Linked DNA regions of Mus musculus: region 1 is linked to region 2. Evidence: chromatin contacts called from ENCODE Hi-C data. All regions are on one chromosome and are shown on one strand. The core of a region is the stretch at or near the end of the contact, and the rest is flanking DNA. Distances in the headings are between cores, read along the strand shown.

Region 1 (2,700 bases), core at 15-2,514, about 17 Mb before region 2:
ATCCAGAGCTAAGAAGAGCCACCATGCAGGGCTGGGATGTAGCTCCGGGGTAAAGCGCTTGCCTGGCATGCACAAGGCTTGAAAGAAGGGATAAAATGATAAAGTATAGGGCCAGGTTTGAACCTGCAAATAGATAATTAGACTACACAGGCATTAATTAAGATTTTCTACTAATATCTATGTGCACAGAACGGACCTGTTAGCAGCACGCACTATTATATACCTGCTTGTTGATGTAAGTAAAGAGGTTAACAGTAAAATTAAGAGCTAGCAACATGTAAACAAAAATATGGGGTTTTGTTCCCCCCATAGTTTGTATTCTATTAAATCAGGTAAGGGACAAAAAGAACGGACTAACATCCCCCTACTGGTCTCTATTCATATATGTAGGATTTCGGTGTTTAAGCGAATAGTCTATTTCTGACCTAGATCTTAAGTTATTTATGCTCAAGGGGTGAGAAAAAAAAGCCTCTCATTTGCATAAGGGACAGAATGGCTCTGAGTGGTGTGACAAAGAATCCTCCTTTTAATCCCCTGTAAAACAAAAGAACAGAAGACATTTCTCATCTTTTTGTATTATCAAGAAATAGAAATGAATCGCCATACTTGAAAAAAAATTGTGTTATACTTCATCGTGGCTCTGTAGTGTATGCTTTATTATTATTATTATTATTATTATTATTTGATGGAAGGAGGGGAGGCTTAGCTGGTAAAGGCACTTGCTACCACGGCTGAGAAGGTGAGGTTTGTCCCTGGAACTCCCACGGTGAAAGAAGAGAATCTGCTCCTGTAGTTGTCCTCTGGCCTCCAAAGACAAACACACACACACATACACACACACACACACACACACACACACACACACCCTCAAATACACATGCACACCTGCACAATACATGCACAAATGAAATAGTTTTTAATTGTGACGATCTTTTCAACAAGCTATTTGTCAATCCTTATGTTCTCTCCGCTGTTTAATTTTTTTTTTTTTTAATGAAGCACAGTTGGGATTTATTCATTACTATCAATTCTAAACATAAGAGTTAAGAGAGAAGTGATCAGAACAATATCGGAGCACATGGGTGTGGCCTTCTCTGAGAGAGCGCTGACACCATTTAGTTCTTGTTCTTGCTGATATACTTACATGTTAGAGGTAGTCAAGTCATCTCTCTTCCCTCTGCTATAAAATAATGAAGATGAGGGGGTTGTTTTTCCTAGGAAATATGCAAGAAGTAGACAATTCTTTGTTTGTGGGTTATATTGATTTGTTTTGTTTTGTTTTTCTTTAGAAAAGACTTTTACGATAAATTTAAACAAGAAAGGCAGAGCTGTGGACCTCAGGCTAGAAGAACTCATGGCCACCATTGTTAGCTCACAACCTGCAGCTGCTGTGTTCCCAAGGCTCTCCCTCCCACACCAGCGCCCTGCGCCTTGGGAGCCCAGCCGGAATGAATGGACTCCACAGGGCTCGCAAACAGAGCTGCGGGCGACCAAGACTCTGCTACTGAAAGGGAAGCCATCTGTCAAAATCCACATTTTTAGCTCGGTGCCCAAACAAATATCTCTTTTCCTCTAAAATTTCATCCTGCAAATTATCAGTGGTCCGCAGCTCGGAGACTCACTATATAGAGATCTTCCTTGCTGACAACGGAGCCTTTCTACATAGCAAGAGAGTGCCACTGTAATCTATTTCCTAGGAGTGAAAGCAAGGCATTTTTGTCCCAAGGGGCAATTGAGCAAGGACCACAGTCTCTGGCTGAGCAGCCTTGGGGAGAGCAGCTACAGTTCCCACAGTCAGAAGCCCAGCTGCGGAAGGGGCTATTTACAGAATTCAGGGAACTACATAAAACTGCAGCAGGGCTGGCACTGCACAGTTGTCTGGGGATGAAAACATCACAAAATGGTTTCCTTTTATATTATAAAACGCTCCTCTTTTTAATTTGGCATCTCAGTTATTTTTTACTTGATATCACCCCTCCCCCTCCAAAAAAAAAAAAAAGACTGGAGAAATACAAGCCCACACAAAGAGCTAGTTTTTAAACTCAATTCTTTCTCCTTACAGTTTCTGAATTCCATATTAGAAAGGATGGCTCATTTCTAGGGACAAAATAACACAGGCTCTGGGGTGAGGTAGGGTGGGGTAGGGGGGCGGGCACGGAGGGGTGATGGGAGAGAATTACAGCTAAAGAAAGAAAGCTCTCTAGTATTAAGTACTACTTTGTATATTATTTCTCTCTTCTCTTCTTTCTTTCTTTCTTTCTTTCTTTCTTTCTTTCTTTCTTTTTCTTTTGGTTTTTGAGACAGGATATCACACTATATATCCAGGGTGGGCACAAATTAGCTGCAATCCCCGGCTTCCCAGTGCTGGGATACACAGGAATAAACCACTAAGGCCAGTTAAGATGACCTTGAGCTGCAAGTCTTCCTGCCTCTGACTCCCAGGTGCTGTTGAGGTCACAGGCGTGGTCTACTCGTACTGACTTTTGCTCAAATAATAATAAAGAATAACAATAATACAATAACTATGAAACTAAACATTCAGCCACGCCTTTTTGACCACCCCCGTATCTTCTGCTACTTTTTAAAGCAAATAGAGATGTTGAATTCTGACAGAACGTAATTAAATTCAGTATATTAAAAATGAAAAGCTGGAATTTTCCAAAAAGATTCTAAACATAAATTCTGTGATTAAGTGTTGGG
Region 2 (2,700 bases), core at 193-2,692:
GGTGAAGGTCGCGGGAGGGTGGGTAAGGGGAGAATACAGCATGAGTTTCCTGAGGAGGGAGGGGAGAGCTTGCCGTTTTTAAATAGAAGAATGGGCAGAGTAGACCTCACTTGGACATATAATTAAGGGAAATGAGGGTGTCGGCTATGCCCATATCTAGAAGTGCATTCTAAGCAGAAGGCACAGCTGGTTCAAAGGCTGTGTTTGAGGGGCCACAAGGAGGGCAATGAGGAAGATGACGGCAGGGAATAGGGTCAAAAGGTAGAGGGTGGGGTTTAGAAACACCATTTCCCCAAACTAAGAGAGTAGCCATCACACAGACTTCAGAGAGACAAGACCAGGGCTGGGTTGGGTTCGTTTTTTTAGGTTAAGTGTGTGCCCGATTATCTGCCTGTATGTGCACCATGTGAATGCCTGGTGGCCTCAGAGTTCAGAAGAGGGCATCAGATCCCCTGGCATGTGAGTCTGGAGACGGACCCTCGTGCTCTGCCAGAGCACTAAGTGCTCTTAACCACTGAGCCATCTTACCAGCCCACAGAGCTGAGTTTTCAGGTTTGCCTTGGCTGCCTTGGAGAAGTAAGGTGGACAAAGGAGGCCCTTGAGGGCTGTCTCCGAATCATCCAGGCAATATGTAATGAGGCCAGCGTTACTGGGTGGGATGAGAGGTGGAATTTAAAGGCAGGAATCAATTTTTGGACAATTGCATGTAAAGGCTGAGAGAAAAGATTGGCAGAGAAGTCGGTTTGCCATTACCTGATAGGAGGAAAATGGCACAGATTCGGAGAGGGGACAGCTATGATCATCATCGGTGTAAAGGCATCCAGAAATAGTGGTTGGCACCTAGCCTGTGTTTAACATATGAATAAGTAATGAATAAATACATTTGGGGAGTGGGTGGGCGAACAACCCCTTGGGTGTCAGGTGGAGGGGGCAGCCTCCTGACCTTTCGAGAGCTGAAACCCCACCCAGCCTCTTTCACTACCGTTTTCGAGTGGTTAAGAGCAAGGTTTCAGGTGGATTTCTGAGTTCGAGGCCAACCTCGTCTAGAGAATGAGTTCCAGGACACAGAGAAACCCTGTCTCGAAGAAACAAAACAAAATAAAACAAACAAACAAACAAACAAACAAACAAAAAAAGAGCAAGGTATCGCCCTCTGTAGGAATTCACTGCACAGCTACTTACTGAGCACGGGCAGTGCGGGCCACCACCCCCGCCCTCTGGGGCGGAGGACGGAGGACTCCAACCAGACCCGAGGCACAGCGGCGCGCGCACAGGGCGCCCAAGCCGACTTCCCACGGGAGCGCGCCTCGGGAACGCGCAGAACGCGAGCTTAGATGGGCGGAGCTTTTGGAGGCTGGGAGCTGGGGCATAGAGGGAGGGCACGGCGTTGCTAGGGGATTCTGATTGGTTGCTCAAGAAGGGTTGTCCCGTGACATTCCGCCTCCCGGGTCGCTATAGGTACAAGCGGCCGCCACGGGGGCTTTCACGGCTTACCGCGGACTGAGCGAGCGCGAGGGTAAGAATCAAGGGGGACCCTGGGCCTGCGATGTTTAAGAACCGAGAATCTGAACCCACACGGGGACCTGGAACCGGACATGGCCTATAGCCTTCCTTCTTCCTGGTATTCCTAGAACCAGTCACAACCGCTCTTGGGCAAAGTGTCCTAGACTATTTGTAGTTCTAAAAGAAGAGCTTAGATTCCGGGAAGTAAAGGGTAGGGAAGGAGTGTGTGAGGGTAGTGAAAGCGACTTGGGACCAAATGTGGAATCCGTAACTTTTATTTTCGGAGATAGGGTCTCTCTACCTAGTAGCCCTGGCTGGCCTGAAACTGGCTATGTGGACCAGGCTGGCCCAGAACTCAGAGATCCTCCTGCTTCTACCTCCTGAGTGCTGAGATTAAAGGTGGGTCCCACTATGCCCGGTGGGATACATAACATCTGTTATCTTCCACAGTTCAGCATATAAAGCTGCTAAGAGCAGATTCGAGTGGGTCCTGAGATTTGACTCCAAGGCAATGTTGCAGAAGACAGGTACCCTCACCTACTCAGGTGGCTTTGCAGGGGAGGACTGTGGCGAGGAAGCCCCAGCCCTCCTCTTTCTTGATGGGGGTATGTGGGGAGAAGTGTGCCTCTCCTTGGAGCTGGGCCAGGAAAATCAAGGAGATGCCCCACACCTCAGAATCGTTTCCCCTCCAAAGAGGCCACTTCCTTTTTCAGCCCTGCTCCAGTGTATAGGTCCTATCTTACCCGATCCTGGCGGGCTGTAGCAGCCCTGTCATGTGGGTGTGGTAATTTATATATAAGGAAGCTGAAAGCCAAGAGGAAGGGGCTTGTGTAGGTGAGCAGCTGGGTACAAGTCCACCCTGACCAACCCCTTTAGGCCCTTCTGAGGCTTTCTGAGGTGGAGAGCAAAAACTCCAAGGCCTCAGAAACCCAGAGTCCACAATGAACTGTCATTTCTGTGTAGGGAGGGAGGGAAGAGGGCATCTGGTCTCATGTATATCAAGGACATGACTTCAGGGGTCCGTTCCATTGATTCCCAGTCTGTAGCAACAGCTTTTTGAATACATTACTTTGCCCCATGTACCCCCCCCCCCAGACTGCACTCACAGGCTGAGGCAACTCTAACCCTACTGGCCTGTACCTGGGGAGGGCTGAAGGGCTGGAGGGGTTGAGGTGATGACTGGGGTTGGGGGGTGGG

The links. A loop is a pair of places that touch in the nucleus more often than their neighbours do.
Region 1: a map of T-helper 1 cell shows a loop between it and region 2 (21-fold over the local background). The contact joins the promoter of B430209F14Rik here to the promoter of Naga in region 2. A Hi-C loop is called at or near these places in 2 of 37 maps with a recorded cell type or tissue (T-helper 1 cell and T-helper 17 cell).

The regions. Positions count from the first base shown.
Region 1 is chr15:98,953,897-98,956,596 of GRCm38, reverse strand. B430209F14Rik (a long non-coding RNA gene) reads right to left here and starts at 1,264. Exons shown (of 4, transcript XR_875650.3): 1 at 1,145-1,264.
Region 2 is chr15:82,337,568-82,340,267 of GRCm38, reverse strand. Naga (N-acetyl galactosaminidase, alpha) reads left to right here and starts at 1,442. Exons shown (of 10, transcript NM_008669.4): 1 at 1,442-1,516; 2 at 1,954-2,030. The coding sequence starts at 2,015. It also overlaps a transcript of Pheta2 not described here.